Linked DNA regions of Homo sapiens: region 1 is linked to region 2. A link is a loop called in an ENCODE intact Hi-C map of the cell type or tissue named here. Cell type or tissue: PC-3. All regions are shown on one strand. Links, peaks and the distances in the headings refer to the core of each region. The heading gives the core; the rest is flanking DNA. Region 1 has its middle 390 kb from the start of FAM133A. Region 2 has its middle 200 kb from the start of FAM133A.

Region 1 (9,273 bases), core at 471-8,470, 180 kb before region 2:
CATCAAAAGATATATTTTAAGCAGAAGCTTGAGCATTTGGAAAGAAAATACCATTTTGAAAACACAAGTGAAATACACAGAAATGTTTGATCAGAAAGAGCTCTGGAATAAGAGTCAAGGGACCTGAATTTGAGGGGAAATCCAGCTATTGCGGAGCTGTTTGATCTTGGATAAGGCATTTGACCTTCCAAATTTCAATTTCACCTTTGTAAAATGATCTTCGAAAGACAATGCAAAACAGGTACACTTGAACAGTTCTGCAATTTTCTAGATTTCCCTAGATGATTCCCAATTTCCTCTTTCCTAAAATCTCCAAAACCTCCTTTTTGCTTTCTACTTCACAAGAATCAGAGGAAAGCATACAGGCATACACAAGTTTTCCACGTCATATCTTCCCATTTGCTGCATCTGTTTTCATATACTCTGACTTGTCTGGTTTTTTTTTTTTTTTTTCTTTTTGAGACGGAGTCTTGCTCTGTCTCCAGGCTGGAGTGCAGTGGCTCAATCTCGGCTCACTGCAACCTCCACCTCCCTGGTTCAAGCGATTCTCCTGCCTCAGCCTCCCGAGTAGCTGGGACTACAGGCACACGCCACCACGTCCGGCTAATTTTTTTTGAATTTTTAGTAGAGACAGGGTTTTACCGTGTTGGCCAGTATGGTCTTGATCTCCCAACCTCATGATCCACCCACCTCGGCCTCCCAAAGTGCTAGGATTACAGGCTTGAGCCACGGCGCCCGGCCTGACTTGTCTGTTATAGTGAAAGAGTTTCTTACCCCAAATGAGAATAACCGTTCCACTTATACACTGCTACTAACTCAAGGGTACCGTCTTGCCACTATTATTTTTTAAGAGATGGGATCTCACCTTGTCATCCAGGCTGGTCTTAAACTCCTGTGCTCAAGTGATTCCTCTGCCTCAGCATCACAAAGTGCTGAGATCATAGGCAAGGGCCACCACACATGGCTCCTTTGCAACTATCTTTTTCTCTCTTGTGTATCACATATTTATCCCTCCTGCTAGACCATTCCAATCAGCATCCAAGTTTGTTCTCTTGTTCTAGGATCATTTTCCTTAAAAAAGTAAATTTTATTGTGTGTATTTATGGCATAAGTTATGGCATAGATATATTAACAGATAGTAAAATGGTTACTATAGTGAAGCAAATTAACATGTCCATCATCTCACATAGTTACCCATTTTCTTTGTTGTTGATTTTGTAGCAAGAGCAGCTAAAAGCTACTCATTTAACAGGAAACCCAATACAATACAATTTTTTTAAAGCTATAGTTCTCATATTGTACATTAGATCTCTAGACTTGTTCATCCTACTTATCTGCTACTTTGCAAGCTCTGACCTACCTCTCCTCATTTAGTCCCACCTCCATCCCCACCCCTACCCCTGGCAACCGCTGTTTTACCCTCTATCTTTTTATATTTTGCTCTTTTAGATTCCACATATAAGCGATATCATGCAATATTTTTTCTTTCTGCGTCTGGCTTATTTAACTGAGCATAATGTCCTACAGTTTCATCTGTGTTGTGGCAAATGGCAGGATCTCCTTTTTAAAGGCTGAATAATATTCCATTATTTACATACCACAGTTTCTTTATCTATTCATCTGTCAGTGGGCACTTAGGTTTTTTCCTTCATTTTTCCATTGTAAATGATGCTGGAATGAACATATGGGGGTGCAGATATTTTTATGAACTGGTAATTTCATTTCCTCATGATATATGCCCAAAAGAGGAATTGTCAGATCATACTGTAGCGCTATTTTAAATTTCTTTAGGAAATGCAATACTGTTTTCCACACTGGCTGCACTAATCTATATTCCTATCGAAAGTGTGTAAGGGTCCTTTTCTCCACACCCTCGCCAACATATCTCTTGACCTGTTGATAATAACCATCATAATGAGTGTGAGGTATATCTCATATTGGTTTTGATTTGCAATTACCTGATTATTAATAAGGTTGAGCACCTTCTCATATACCTGTTGGCCATTTTTGTCTTCTTTTGATAAATGTCTATTCACGTCCTTTGGCCATTTTTAAATCACATTGTTTTTCTCCTATTGAGTTATGTTCCTCATAATTTTTTATATGAATCCCTTGTGAAATGTATGGTTTTCTAATTTTCTTTTTTATTCTGTAGGCTGCTGTTTGATTTTGTGCTGTGCTCAGTCTCCCAGAGATCCAGAGCCTCTCTTCTTAATTTAAAAAACAAAAATACATTGGCCAGGCATGGTGGCTCTTGCCTATAATCCCAGCACATTGGGAGGCCAAGGTGGGTGGGTCACTTGAGGCCAGGAGTTTGAGACAAGCCTGGCCAACATGGCTAAACCCCGTCCCCATTAAAAATACAAAAATTAGCTGGGTTTGGTGGCATGGGCCTGTAATCCCAGCTACACAGTTAGCTGAGTCACCAGAATCACTGGAACCTGAAAGGCAGAGGTTGCAGTGAGCCAAGATCATGCCAGGCAAAAAACAAAACAAAACAATACAAAACAAAATATCTTTGGCCTCATGTCCCTCTTCAGGGGTCTCCCAATTAATTATCTTTACAGCAAATTTTCTGCAATGAATTGTCTATATTCTCCTTCAATCCCTTCTCAGCTGACTCATTGATCATTTATTTTCCTTTTTGTAATGCCACCTCTTACCAGCATTCGACAGAGTGGACCACTCCATTTTTCCCTTGGCTTGCTGAAATCATGCTGTCCTGATTTCCCTCATATATGGTTGTTCCATCTAAGAGCTCAATACTCATCTCTCTTCTATATCTAAGCCCAGTCCCATGATGCTAAACATCATCCATGTGCTGACAACTACCACATTTCTATCTTCACTTCACATTCCTCCCATGAACACCAGATGCATATATCCACTTGTGTACTCAACATCTGGAAAGGTACTATAATGTAATGCTGTAGGATGTGGAATTACTGAGAAGTCCCCAGCCAATGATTGAACATGACAGCAGTACAAGAATTCATGATTTCTGACCAGCGCAGGACCCCTCTATGAGCACCCTTTGCACTAAAGCCCTCTGTGGGGCAGGCTAGGACTTTCTCAGAGCTGCATCTTAGTCTGATTCTACTTTCTACTGAAGATGTCTCAAGCAAGGGCCTGCCAGCTAACAGTGCTCCCATTAGTAAGTACTCTCTTCAAGGGAGATTTGATTGGTCCACTTTCACAGCTGCCACAAAGCCTACATTGAGTTCATGAATACCACCACTAGCAGAGATGCCCTCTTCTTCAGAGGGCTGAGTTTCAGTTAAGGCACTCTCCTCAAAGCATTGAAGTTTTAATCATTCAGCCTCTTCCTTTTGTTTCATCGGCTCCACGGGGATAGCTACATCCTCTATTTTCTACTTCCATGATATCATACAATTTGCTTTTGACTCTTTCAGTTAATTACATGGCTAACAACTTCATAAACTAGTAAAAAATTATGCTAAATTCTCTTTGCTTAAATACAGGGTTTTTCCGTCTCCTGATTGGACTCTGCCTAATGCAAGTGTTATCTAATGACTTCCTCTTACGGAAGAGAAGGATTCAACTTTCTTTCACTTACTCAGCACCACATCCTTACATATAAGCATAATTCTGCTTATCTTCAACGTTAGTTATATTACATCATTATTGTATCATAAATCAGCTCACTGTTTATGTTATCTCAACTGTGCTAAAAGCTAGTCTCAACACAAACTTATAGTCTACTTTTTGGTTATGTTTCCTTCCCTGGAGAAGGCTGGATCTTTTTTTTTCTTTTCAGTTAATGGTTGTCTTGACTTTCATGTATTATACATTTTTCAGCTCCACCAACACCCTTCCTTGATTATATAAATATCCTCTCAATACATTCCAACACATTTTGTATCTTCTTATCGCTCCTCTGAAGACCTCTCACCCAGAGCCTTTTCATCTCGTCCTGTAATTCTGGTTGTTCCCTAGGCCTGCTATATAGTGGCTGTCTAAGGAATTTCTATCACCAGTCTCTGTCACCTTGAAGATTTTTTAGATGCCTTCTTGTGTGTTGGATCTCTTGTTTACATGTCCTTTTGAATAGACCCATCTCTAATGCAGAATACAGCAGCTGATAAACAGTCTCCATCAATATCTCAAGTTTTAAGACTAAATGAAGTGGCAATGAGTTTTGTAAAGATTTCAGCTGAAGTAATGAGAAAAATTAAGGTAGGCAAAACATGGTAACAAGATGACAGATTATGATGTCCTAAGTCCCTATGCAAATGTCATTTTCTTCAAGTCTGGCCCTCAAGAGCCTGAATAACAGGAGGAGGAAATTTCCAGTTGCTTACACACATGAAACTCACTTCCAAGAAACTGAAATGTCCACTTGAATTACATGCTTAGGTTATGTTCAGAGCCATAATACCATCATTTAATAAGCATCTTTCTAATTTTGCTTCATTATCTTGAATCGGCAACAAATGTAACTTCCCAGAAACTTGCACTTGTATGTATCTGTTTCTTTCTGGAAATTGAGATTTAGACCATGACTATGCCACAAAAGTAACCAGAACAGAAAATTTCTTCTACTTTAATAATTGAACTACCTTGTCCCAATGGATTTTGAAATTCATTTCAAAAGAGGTTCACATAGATGTATATCCCAGAGTAAAAAGAAAACAAAACAAATAATAAGCATGAGGAGAAAAGATAAAAATGCCAAGAAGAAAGTTATAATGTTTAATTCACCCCCAAAATGGTGTCATGTCATGCAAAACAGAAAGAAAAGCAAACCAGTGACTTGAGATTCATTGTAACAAATGTTTGATTGGTTTGGCTTTTAATAAGGGCAAAGAAGGAGAGGACCCCAAATTGTTTCAATCAGGAGACAGGAATTATATACGGTTGCCCTCTGTATTCATGGTTTCCACATCTGTAGATTCAACCAACAGCAGAGACAAAATACTTGGAAAGAAATAGAAATTAAGAATACAACGATATGACAACACAAAGTAATACAAACAAAAATCAATACAATATAAACAACTATTTATATAGCACTTAAATTATATTAGATATTAGAAGTAATCTGGATATGATATAAAATATACAAGGGGAGGTGTGTAGACTATATGCAAATACTATTCCATTTTATATCAGGGACTTGAGCATCCAAGTGTTTTGGTATCCACTGGGGTCCTGGAACAAACCCCACACAGTTAACATGGGAGGACTGTACTTGAAAGCAGTGACCTGAGTTTATAATTTAATCATGATGAAATAAAAAAGAACGCTTAAATAATAATGTCAATCAGAAAATCCTATTAGAATTTAAAAGTTTAGTCTTTTAAAAGTAAATATTCTCCAAAAAATGGTTTAGATTAGCAGCACCACATGACGTTGTTATTAAAGAAGCCACCACGAGAGGGCAATACCTTCAGGCTGCACTAATGCTGCTTCCTTTCCCTGAACCTGGGACACTCAAGATTTTTTCAGGCAACAGCCCAGAGGTAAATAATTTTTCCGGAGAGCAAGTGAGTCCGCGTGGCTTTACAGCACACAATTAGGCAGTATCCATTGATGTCCAAAAATTACATAACGCTTTATGTGAGTTACTGCTGTGGTATTCAACCCTGCGTTAACGTCATCTGGGGTACTTTAAAAAAATTATCTATGGCTGCAGAATTTCTCAGGTTGGGGCCAGTATTGATACACTTTAAAAGCTTCCTTAGGGAGGCTGTCACAAATTAGAACACCGTGCAACCCAGTCTCGGGATATTAGAAAACAGTATTGAGTTTGAGGATTTCACATTTCCGTGTGTCATTTCTTTGTTTTATCGTCTGTAATGCAGACATTTCAGGCAATATTATAATGAGGGAGACGTTTGAATCATCTCTATATGACTATTCATTTTATTAAGCCTTATATTTAATATTAAAATGCTTATGTCAGTCTACCTTTTATTATATTTATTATCATCTGAAAACGTGAAATCCTTTAAAAGGGAACAATGAGGTTTTATTATCTCTAATAAATTATTGCTAGGCAACCGTTAGCAGAGTACACATTGCAAACTGTCATTTCAGCTCAGTGCTGCAGACATCGCTCTACTACAAGAAGCAGAGATGCAGATTATCATAAGAACAATGATCTAGTTAACAAAGTTTTCCTGCTCTGATTAATTCAGATTTCCTCACTCTAATTTTACCTTCACGGTTGCCACAAAAATAAAATGCTTTGGAACTCAGAGTGAGTCAGTCTTTGCAAAAAATTAAAGGTTTGTCTTTAAAGCCATTAAAAACAAAATCTGAAAATTAGATTTCTACATCTAGGAAAAGGAGAGGAAAATGAAGGTACAATTCCTACAGTTTGGGCAAAGATGACCCTCTGATTTACCTAGGTTGTCTATTTTACTACTAGTAACTACCACATGCTAGAAAAAGGCTTTGTAGTCACATGAAAGTGGTTTTAAATCCCAATCTTATAACTCACTTACTCTGCAGTGGAGGCAAAATATTTAGTCTCTCTGAACCTCTGTTCTCTCATGTTTAATAATGGGGATAATCACTGTATTACAGACTTGTGTGAATGTAATGGGGCGATAAATGTAGAGAAAAGGCCATGTCGATAGGTTGTTCAGCAAGAGCCAGCTAGTACTAGAGATTCCTAGTAGAGATTACTAGTAATTGGCATTTCAAAGCCTGGGATGTCTTCTACAGCTACTGCAACTGCCACTGCGGCTGGCCACTGCTCACTTCCTAGAGAAGTCAAGGGTGGTTAATGCCTGATCAGGAGTCTCACTCTCACCATCTGGTATTTCTCACTTGGCTGCTATTCACGGTCCCACCACAAACCACCCTTCATAGGGTTTAGTCATGATGCATCAGGGAAAATACAACCTGAGAACTTAAAAAAAAACAGTGAAGCAAAGTCATGTTGAAATGTTAATAGAGTCGTGTTCAGCATTTGCATATCTCTTGGAATTCTTTAGCAAATGGATTTTCAATTAACATTTCGCTGTCAGATTGGGATGGGTCTGTTTAATAGTATCCTTGTGACCCTTTCTCGTCCAGAAGCAAGGAGAGCAGCAGTACAAAATAGGAAGTATAAATTACATGATGTTGACGTGATGTTTCTCTTAACGTTTACTGACTTGCCTCCATGTTGTCTGGGTAAGCTCCTCAAGTGCAGAGACCATGTCTAATTGTCTTCAAGCTCCGCTCAAGCTCAAGAACTAGTACCAAAGAAATGCAAACTAAAATAAGATTATCCATCCATAAAGTTGTCAAGGTGAGAAAAGTATGAAAATACCCAAGGCTGGTTAGAATCCGAACCTTTCTGGGCTCAACATAAGTTCAAGAAGCCTTAAACATGTCCGTGACCTTTGACACAGCAATTCCATTCCTTGGAATTGATCCTAAGGGGAGATTTAAGGAATGCTGAACTTTACGGTTCTGTTGGTTAAAATTGATTTGTATAAATTTTATATTTTTTATATATCTTAGTGGTTAAATAAGTGTGTAAAGCTACCTTAAAATGATGTTAATTTGCATTTATTTAATTGCTAATAATTAAGCAATTGCAGCAAATAATTTCTCTTTTTGTTAATTTATTATTTTTCTTTGAACTTGTAAATTATCTGTTGATTTCTTTGATGGCATACTCAATGGAATTTTACATATGATCTTAGTAATGTTTCAACCCCAGAATACTTACATTTCAGGTTCTATGGGTTAGTGATTTTCCTTTGGGGGAAAAAATTTCTGTTGATATTCAAGAGAGAAATATTCATACAGAAGAATGATTTTATACTGCAGTTAATTATATATATTAACATTATACATGCCCAGATCAAGCTTAAGTCAAGACACATCTCATGGTTCTAACTTGGGAAGCTAAGTTTGATTCATAATGGTAGGACTCTATGTAACAACCTAATAAGAAAGATAAGAACTCCTGTTATTCCTCTACTTTAAATTCAGTACTAATTTCACCCCCATTCTTAGTAACGTTTCAAGTCCCAGTGGCACACTTAACACTTGTCAAATTTCTTATCATTTTGTTTTTTTTAGATTAACTTTTCCACTGTTTCAATAAACGTTGTGTCTTTGTGTTTCTTTTCCTTTTCTTTATATTTATTTATTTATTTATTGTTATTTGATTTTCCTGTATGTCTGAATGTTCAGAAAAGGCTGGAAGTTTTTTCTTTCATCCATTTTTCTTTGGGGAATAGAATTTGCATAAATTTTCTCCTGTGAGAATAGTGCTATTTGTTGAATTTGTTAACAAGAATGCTCACTAATAAATTACCATTTGCATTACTGATTTTTTTTCTCCCAAGCTTTTGGATTGTTTCTACTGCTATACATGTTTTCCTAGACATGAATTTGCCTTTTTTCCAACACCCACTATTTTGTCCTGATAGTTAATTCCTCTGTGATTCATTAATAGCTGTCAAAATTTAATCTCACTGTCAAAAATACGAAGATAATTTAATTTCATAGCAGAAGGTTCAAAATTACAAGATAATTCAGAAACAGCAGTGAATTTCTCAACAATGTCTAATTTTGATGCTCTTCTACTTTGACTGTGAAGGCTCGTTTAAGATGGGTGGCAGAGCCAAAACAAGATGCCTGAACATAGACATACAGAGTTAATTCTTCATTTGCTTCTTTCTCACTGACTATTTTCCTACTACATATTAAATCTGGGAATACTGAGAAAAAGTTGGAGACATGAGAAAGGTCCCCTTTACTTGTCTCCTTTTGATCCCTGAATATCTCCTATTTTTGATATGGAACACAAATCATAATATCATTATTGGCTATTTTACTATGCACACAGAGCAAAGCAATCACTGTGCTAGATAGATGCTTAGCTTATTTTTAAAAATCCCATTTTACAGAGTACAAGACTGATACTCTAGAGGTTAAATAACTAGGCCAAAATCATACAACATAGTAAGGAGCAGTGCCATAATTCAATCACCGGCCATGCTCTTTCAATTTCACTGAGTAACACTGACATGTAGAAATTTGGAAAATATAACTTAGCTCTCAGAGCAGATTACATCCCATTGACATTTATGGCATTTCTTATATATACACAGAAACAAATGCTACTTGCCTCAAATGAGTTTACTATTTGAGGCCTTATTATTTTTCTACAAAAATAGCTCTTAGCTTAATCAAAATTCTAATTTTAAGCTTCAATAGATTATTTCATTTTCTTAAAATATAGTGATGGCTCCAATAAGATTATATATAGACTGTGTGTGTTTGTGTGTGTGTGTTTGTGTA
Region 2 (9,273 bases), core at 838-8,837:
CTCTTAAGATTTTCTCACCACTGCTTTTAAGCAATTTGATTTTGGTGTATCTCAGTGTAGTATTTTTCATGTTTCTTGTGTTTCTTTTTTTCTTCAACTTTTATTTTAGGTTCTGGGGTACATGCGCAGGACGACCAGGTTTGTTACATAGGTAAACCTGTGCCATGGTGGTTTGCTGCACCTAACAACCCATCACCTAAGTATTAAGCTCGGTATCCATTAGCTATTCTTACTGACACTCTCCCTCGTCCAGCAGCACCCAACAGGCTGCAGTGTGTGTTGCTCCCCGCCATGTGTCCATGTCTTCCTATCATTCAACTCACATGCATAAGAGAGAATATGCAATGTTTGGTTTTCTGTTTCTGCATTAGTTTGCTGAAGATAATGGCTTACAGCTCCATCCATGTCTCTGCAAAGGACGTGATCTCATTCTTTCCTTGGCTGCATAGCATTCCTTGGTGTATAAGTACCACATTTTCTTTATACAGTCTATCATTGATGGGCATTTGGGTTGATTCCATGTCTTTGCTATTGTAAAAAGTGCTGCAATGAACATATATGTGCATGTATCTTTATAATAGAATGATTTATATTTTCTTGGGTATATACCCAGTAATGGGATTGCTAGGTCAAATGGTATTTCTGCTTCTAGATCTTTGAGAAATCATCACATTGTCATCCACAATGGTTGAACTAATTTACACTACCACCAAGAGTGTAAAAATGTTCCTTTTTCTATGCAACCCCGCCAGCATCTGTTGTTTCTTGACTTTTTAATAATTGTCATTCCAACTGGCATGAGTTGGTATCTCATTGTGGTTTTGATTTGCATTTCTCTAACGATAGGTGATGTTGAGATTTTTTTCATATGTTTGTTGGCCACATAAATGGCTTCTTTTGAGAAGTGCCTGTTCATGTCCTTGCTCATTTTTTAATGGGGATGTATTTTTTTTCATGGAAATTTGTTTAAGTTACTTGTAGACTCTGAATATAAGCCCTTTGCCCAATGGAGAGACTGCAAATTTTTTCTACCGTTCTGTAGGTTGTCTGTTCATTCTGATGATAGTTTCTTTGCTGTGCAGAAGCTCTTTAGTTTAATTAGATCCAATGTGTCAATTTTTGCTTTTGTTGCAATTACTTTTGACATCTTCATCATGAAATCTTTGTTGGTGCCTATGTCCTGCATGGTATTGCCTAGAATTTCTTCTAGGAGTTTTATAGTTTTGGGTTATACATTTAAGTCTTTAATCCATCTTGAGATAATTTTTGTATAAAGTGTAAGGAAAAGGTCTAGTTTCAATTTTTGGCATATGGCTAGCCAGTTCTCTGAGCACCATTATTAGATAGGGAATCGCTTCCCCATTGCTTGTTTCTGTCAGGTTTGTCAAAGATCAGATTGTTGTAGGTGTGTGGTCTTATTTCTGAGTTCTCTATTCTGTTCCATTGGCTTATGTGTCTGTTTTTGTACTAGGACCATGCTGTTTTGGTTACTGTAGCCTGGTAGTACAGTTTAAAGTCAGGTAGCATAATGCCTCCAGCTTTGTTCTTTTTGCTTAGAATTGTTTTGGCTATTTAGGCTCTATTTTTTTTCTTTGGTTCCATATAAATTTTAAAATAGTTTTTTTCTCATTCTGTGAAGAATGTTAATGGTAGTTTAATGGGAATAAAATTGAATCTATAAATTGCTTTGTGCACTATGGCCATTTTTATGATATTGATTCTTCCTATCTATGAGCATGGTATGTTTTTCCATTTATTCATGTCCTCTCTGATTTCCTAACAATGGTTTGCAGTTCTCCTTGAAGAGGTCCTTTGCTTCCCTTGTTAGCTGTATTCCTGGGTATTTTATTCTCTTTGTAGCAATTGTGGATGAAAATTCATTCATGATTTGGCTCTCTGCTTGCCTGTTGTTGGTGTATAGAAATGCTAGCAATTTTTGCACATTGATTTTGTATCCTGAGACTTTGCTGAAGTTGATTATCAGCTTTAGAAACTTTTAGCCTGAGACAATGGAGTTTTCTAGACATAGGATTATGTCACCTGCAAACGAAGATAATTTGACTTCCTCACTTCTTATTTGAATACCCTTTGTTTTTTTTCTCTTGCCTGATTGCCTTGGCCAGAAATTCCAATAATTTGTTGGATAAAAGTAGTGAGAGAGGGCACCCTTTTCCTGTGCCTTTTTTCAAGGGGAATGCTTCCAACTTTTGCCCATTCAGTAGGATATTGGCTGTGGGTTTCTCATATATGGCTCTCATTATTTTGAGATAAGTTCCTTCAATACCTAGTTTTTGAGAGTTTTAAACATGAAGATCATTAAATTTTATCAAAGGCCTTTTCTGTGTTTATTGAGATAATCATGTGGATTTTGTCCTTAGATCTGTTTATGTGACAAATGAGATTTATTGATTTGTGTATGTAGAACCAACCTTGCATCCCGAGGATGAAGAAAATTTGATCATGGTAGATAAGCTTTTTGAAGTGCTGCTGCATTTGGTTTGAAACTATTTTATTGAGGATTTTTGCATTGATATTCATCAGGCATATTGGTCTAAAGTTTTCTTTTTTGTTTTATCTTTGTCAGGTTTTCGTATAGGATGATTCTGACCTCATAAAATGACTTAGGGAGGAGTTCCTCCTTTTCAATTGTTTGGAATACTTTCAGTAGAAATGGTACCAGCTCTTCTTTGTGCCTTTCAAAGAATTCAACTGTGAATTTGCCTGGTCCTGAGCTTTTTTTGGTTAGTAGATTGTTTATTACTGCCTCAATTTCAGAACTTGTTATTGTTATTCAGGGATTCAATTTCATCCTAGTTCTGTCTTCAGAGGGTGTATGTGTCCAGGAATGTATCCGTTTCTTCTTAGATTTTCTAGTTTCTTTGCATAGATGTGTTTATAGTATTCTCTGATGGTTGGTCGTATTCCTGTGGCCTCAGTGGTAATATCCCTCTTATCACTTCTGATTGTATCTATTTGATTCCTCTCTCTTTTCTTTATTAGTCTAGCTAGGGGTCTATCTATTTTATTAATTTTTTCTGGAAAATCAGCTCCCAGATTTGTTGATTTTTTGAAGGGTTTTTACTGTCTCCATTACCTTCAGTTATACTTTGATTTTGGTTATGTCCTTTCTTCTACTTGCATTGGCATTTGTTTACTTTTGTTTCTCTAGTTCTTTTAGTTGTGATGTTAGGTTGTCAACTTGAGATCTTTCTAGCTTTTTGATGTGGGCATTTAGTGCTATGAATTTTCCTCTTAACACTGCTTTAGCTGCATTCCAGAGATTCTGGTGCATTGTCTATTTGTTCTCATTACCTTTAAATAACGTCTTGATTTCTGCCTTAATTTCTTTATTTACCCAGTAGTCATTCAGGAGCAGGTTGTTCAATTGCCATGTAGTTGTGTGGTTTTGAGTGTGTTTCTTCATCGTGAGTTCTAATTTGATTGTGCTGTGGTCTGAGACACTGTTATGATTTCTGTTCTTTTGCCTTTGCTGAGGAGTGTTTTACTCCCAATTATATGATCAATTTTAGAGTAAGTGTCATGTGGCAATGAGAAGAATGTATATTCTGTTGGTTTTGAGTAGAGAGTTCTGTAGATACCTATCAGGTCCAGCTGATCCAGAGCTGAGCTCAGATCCTGGATATCTTTGTTAATTTTCTATCTTGCTGCTCTGTCTAATATTGTCAGTGGGGTATTAAAATCTCCCAAAGGAGATTAGATAGCTTTCTTAGGTAGATAACAAGGGAAGGGTCCTGGAGAGCCCATGGCCCATTGGTCAGTGTCTCATTCCCACATAACATAAAAAGCAGCCCGGGAAAAAAATTCAAGCTGCAAGCACAGATAAGGAAACTAGCACAGGGTATTGTGCCTGGCTGCATGCCCATGGCTGCAGATAGAAAAAACCTTTAGCCCATGTGGATAAAAACTTGTACAAACCTCCAGAGCTCACTCAGACAAGGGAACAAGGCCTGGTATGGAAATGCCTTTGTCCTTTGCATAGTCAGTGGAGTCCCAGGAAAAGTTTCTTCTCCTTTTGTGGGCATGGGCACAGTGGGCTCCAGTGGGTTCCGGTGGGCACTCTACTTTCCTTTGTTAGGACTATAAGTCTGGCTTCTATGATTCATCACTTCAGCTCCTGATTGTTCCTGGACCAAGGTCCCAGGCCAAGCTGAGTCATGTATTTGCCAAGGCAGCCCGCAGACTAAGCATATCTTTTTCTCTTCCCAATTCATAAAATCCCTTGACCCCAGCCTCATAGTGGGTACTCCCATTTGAGACCCCCTCGCTGCTGACAGAGAGCTTTTTTCTTTCACTTATTAAACTTTCACTCTAACCTCACCTTTGTGTCCACTCTCCTTAATCGTCTTGGAGGTAGGACCAAGAACTCCAGGCATTATCTCAGACAACGAAAGACTTACATCTTAGTGTATTGACTGGGAAGAAGATAATTCATTAAAAGGATGAATAAGAGTGGACCTTTAATGTTAACTCTTTACTTTCATTTCTGAGACTTCTTGTCTATTCCAATCTAGTTTCCTTCCATGGAGGGCCTAAGTCGTCACGTGGGATTGGAAGAAGGTCCTAGGGCGACTGAAGATTTCTGGCTGGGGCTACACCCCAGTATTATCTGAAGGTCTGTAGACTAACTCCAGTCCTTGACAGCCTGTCAGGGTGTCGGCACAAGGATTTCCAGTCTTTTCCTATCGAATTTTCCTTCTTTCCTCTCACGGCTATCGAGTCTCCTATCCCATCGTATACAATGTTGCAGGTGTTTTTGCAACCTAGAAATATAGTCTTGCTGGGTAGAGTCAGTTGGTTTCTTAGTAATAAGGAATGTAATTCGAAGAGTTATTGTTTTTCTGATTTCCTAGAAACAGGGGGAATTCAAGATTTTCGTTTAAGTATTTACCTAGTAAGGTCCCTTTTATCCCTCAATGATGGACATTTATAGCATCGTATGGGAGGATACTTCACCCCGAGTGACTATCCCCCGCTCCATTTGGATTGTTTCTCTCTTCGTATAAGAGTTCATCATTTTCCAATAAATTTAAACAGTTCCTTTATGAGATAAGTTAATTTTCTTATGCTGGGGGGCATGCTATAGGGACAGCCTATCAAACCCCAAAACTCTCTAATTTTTGCCTGAAAAGAATTTGAAGTGTTTACCTAACATTTCTAACCCTACAGTGCCACCTAGTGGAATGGGATTTTTTTCTCCGTAGGGAGCCGTGTCCGTTCTCTCTCCCAGACTTCCAGTCTCCCAATTCTTTTCCATTTTTGGTCTTCTATCAGTGATCAGACCCCATGTCCTCTTTGTAGACAGAAAAACTCCACTTTCAACAGTCAGGAGGAAGACATTTTGATAAGACAGATTTTAGCTTCAATACTGTCCCCATCAAAGGAGAGGCAGCCATTCAATTTTTACACTCTTTGAGGCAGCTGTTTTGCATTCAATTACATTGGAATTTAAACAGAAAATGAATTTTACATTTAGAATTTATTCAGTCCCATTCTATGGGATTTTGATTTTTTGCTGGAGCCATAGCAAGGGAAGCCAGAAATGGTGTTAGGACACTCCCTCCATTTAAAACTCTTGCCCAGGTCCAACTACTACATAATCTCTCCCAAGCCTCTGGGGTACCGTGGGAGCCTTCTGGGCTAGGTGGATCTAGGAATCCAGCAGGACAGAATGGTAAGGTTTTGAACAGGTTTTGAAATCCTACTGACTAGCTTTTCTGGGACCATGGATAAAAGGTCACACTTGTATCCATAGGGAGGCACTTATGATGGTTGCTGAGACCCAGAGGAGAGGGGGAAGGAGGAGAAGGGGGACACACTTTCTCTCTTTCTCTCCACCCTGGGTCACACAAATGGGAGGAAGAGGAATAAGGGACACCTTGTCTCCCTTTCTCCTTCTAGATGAGTAACAAACCATCTGCAGTTAGTACTCCCCTTGAGTGCATTTTGAATCACTGGAACGCCTTTGACCCTGAGACTTCTGGCTTATATTCTATTGCACAGGGGCATGGCCTTGTTCCCATCTTGGGGATGAACAAACCTGGCTTTCTGAGGGAAGTCTTGATTTCTATACTATTCAACAACTAGATATTTTCTGTAAGTGGGAGGGCAAGTGCTCCAAGGTTTCCTATGTACAGGCTTTTTTTGCTTTTTGGGAAAACTCGAATCTTTGTAAGTATTGTACAGTTGACCCTGCCCTTTTAGCAGCCATGTCAAGCAAGCCTACAAAGGATGATTACCCAAAGTCAGAGAGACAAACCATTGGGGAACCCTAAAATGCAACTTCTGGGTTCCCTACCTGACCCACTTCTTAGGGGCTCCCAATAGCCAAATCATTAGCTCCTCTGGTTGTGCCACTCAAGAAATTGCCAACTTTGCTGTTGCCCCCCCAAGAAATGCCTGATGGGCATGGTGTCACTAGGATTCAAGTTCCCTTCTCATTTCAGGACCTTAGGGGGACCTAGGCAAGTTCTCTGATGACTCTGATAAACATAAAGAGGCTTTTCAAAATTTAACGCAAGCGTTTAATCTAACATGGAGAGATGCTATGCTACTTTTAAGCCAAACCCTAACTGTTGCAGAAAAGCAGGCAGCCTTACAGGCAGCAGAAACATTAGGTGATAAACAGCATATCTCCTATAGCCAGTCTAAAAGTCTTAAAGGAAGAAGTCTAAAATAAAAGAAGGTGAAAAAGAGACAGGATCCCCATTCCCAACAGAAAGAGAAACAGTGCCCCTTGAAAACCCTAATTGGAGCCCTAGTAATCACATAGATAAGTGGAAAAGAAACACTTTCTGATCTGCATTTTAAAAGGCTCGCAAAGAACCAGAACCAAACCTCTTAATTACGCTAAACTGTTCTTGTTGAACCAGAAACCAGAAGAAGATTCCCCTGCCTTTTTGGAAAGGCAGAGAAGAGCTTCAGTGAAACACACTCCTGTCTCCCAATTCAATAAAAAAGAAAAAAAAAAAGGTTCATTACTCAGGAAGCCCCCGATATCAAAAAGAAGTTGCTGAAACAGGTTCTGTGTAAAGACATTTCAAGTTTTCTCACCCTCAAGTTGAAACTTTGCAATATCTAAATAATACTGTTCTCCGTACCCCAACTGAGGTGGTCTCAAGAAGGTACTAAGGCTCTCAATTTCTTAGCTGAAAGGGAATATAGGGTCTCAACATCTAAAGCTCAGTTTTGTCAAACTTCAGTAAAGCACCTAGGTCTAGTCTGGTCAGAAGGAATCAAAACACCAGATGAGGAAATAATTAAGTCCATTTTAACAGTTAAGGGGATTCTTGGGCATTACTGAATTTTGAAGACTGTGGGTACCTGGGTACAGTGAAATAGCTCATTCTTTACAACACCTCACAAAAGAAGCTTAAGCATCTAGAACTCATTCCCTAACTTGGGAACCTAAAACATAAAAGCCTTAAACCAGCTAAAGCAAGCCCTACTTAAAGCATCCGCCCTCAGTCTTCTCATAGGGAAGGTATTTAATCTATATGTATCAGAAAGGAAGGAAATAGTCCTGGGAGTTTTGGCTGAGGCTTGAGGTCCAGCTCAACAGCCAGTGGGTTAACCATGGGTAAGAACTTCACTGTTTGCACCCCACAGAGTATAGCAGAGCTGCTGTCCTTTAAGGGAAGTCTCTGGCTAATAAACAATTGCCTCGTCAAATATCAAGCTTTGCTGCTAGAGGGATCTGCAGTCCAGTAAAAGAAAAAACCTGCCCTTGCCTGAACCCAGCCACTTTCCCAGAGTCAACTAGAGAACCTGAACATGATTGCGAACAGATAGTGGTGTAAATCGGTAAAAGAAATGATAAGAATCAGTGTTTACCTTCTCTAGAGTTTTAATTAATGAAAAAGAATTTTTTCAAAGTGTGCTCAGCTTAATTAAGAGTGGATATCCAAGCTATGAATATATTCAAAAGTCCTGTATGTTTTTCTCTTCAAAATCTTGTTTCTCTGGAAAAGGATTTTTTCTAAGTCAACTAAATTACTTTTCTCCACTCTGTCTTGCCCCTCTCAGTGCGTGCATAAAAGGCCCCAGAATAACTTCTGGTGGCCTGGGACTCCTTGGGAAAACATAAAAGGGAGATATATAGAAGTATCCATGCCCCTAACTATGCTGGAAAGAGTCAAACTTTATCTGCACCTAGCACATAATTAAAACAACTTACCAGGTTTTACAATCAAGTGAAGAATTGCTAAGAATTACCATTATAATATGTAATTAAAACTACTGGAAGTAAATTTACCCCCAAGGTATGCAAAACAGTAAAACGTGTTCATAGTAAAAGTTTATAAAAAGGCATGGAAATATACATTTTGCCTACAGATGAAGAATTGTCCTTTTTTTTTTTTTTTTTTTTGAGCCAGAGTTTTGCTCTTGCTGCCCAGGTGGGAGTGCAATGGCACGATCTCCGCTCACTGCAACCTCCGCCTCCCAGGTTCAAGTGATTCTCCTGCCTCAGCTTCCCAAGTAGCTGGGACTACAGGCACGCACCACCACGCCCGGCTAATTTTGTATTTTTAGTAGAGACAGGGTTTCTCCATGTTGGTCAGGCGGGTCTCAAACTCCCGACCTCAGGTGATCCGCCTGCCTCGGCCTCCCAAAGTGCTGGGATTACAGGTGTGAGCCACCACACTTGGCCAAGAATTGTCTTAAGTTAGATAAAATAAAGAAGGTTTAAGCAAATTGTGAAAAAAAAATTGTAAAAATTAATCTTGCAAAACAAGTTCTGTGTGTGAATGTATTGACTAAATTCAAGAGGGTTATAAAAGGTTTGTGAAAAATCTTACCTCGTGATCAAACTGGTTAAGATTCAATAGAATTGTATATAAAGTTTCATTAAAATTGAGGTTAACATTAATAGTAAACTAATGCAAGGGTGAAATTTAGCTTTCTCTCTCTTGAGCAGGATTTTCATGTAATAATAAGGGCTAATGAAGGTTTTTGCTTTTTCAAATTCTTAAGTCATCATTTTGGCAAAAGAAGTGACTTATGGTAATCTAAAATTCTATTTAATGATATCAAGTGTTTTAAACCTCCAACATATTCTCCCAAAATCAAATTTCAGTTTCAAGTTTGTCTTACCTTATGCCTAGCTTTTGTGTGCTGCAGAGGGTCCCTGGAACATCCGGAAGAGAAGTAAACAAGATTATTTAATATGTTTAGGTGCATGGGATTGCCAAGGTTATGTCTAATATTCTTCAGGTTATATTTTGGTCACTAATATTAACCTGTGCTCCAAAACCA

The links. Peaks named below come from ENCODE experiments on the same cell type or tissue, not always from the same donor. Only the 100,000 strongest peaks of a DNase experiment are listed, where the experiment ranks them.
Region 1: a loop joins it to region 2, with 34 times the contacts of the local background. A loop is called at or near these places in 19 of 110 quality-filtered maps.

The regions. Positions count from the first base shown.
Region 1 is chrX:94,055,091-94,064,363 of GRCh38, reverse strand. No RefSeq gene overlaps it. Among named protein-coding and RNA genes, the nearest start is that of FAM133A, 390 kb to the right of the region's middle. In PC-3, for the core only: a CTCF peak has its summit at 5,408 (motif pointing right); no DNase peak of the experiment used is centred there; H3K4me3 peaks cover 468 bases; H3K27ac peaks cover 343 bases.
Region 2 is chrX:93,870,679-93,879,951 of GRCh38, reverse strand. No RefSeq gene overlaps it. Among named protein-coding and RNA genes, the nearest start is that of FAM133A, 200 kb to the right of the region's middle. In PC-3, for the core only: CTCF peaks have their summits at 5,001 and 5,203 (motif pointing left); no DNase peak of the experiment used is centred there.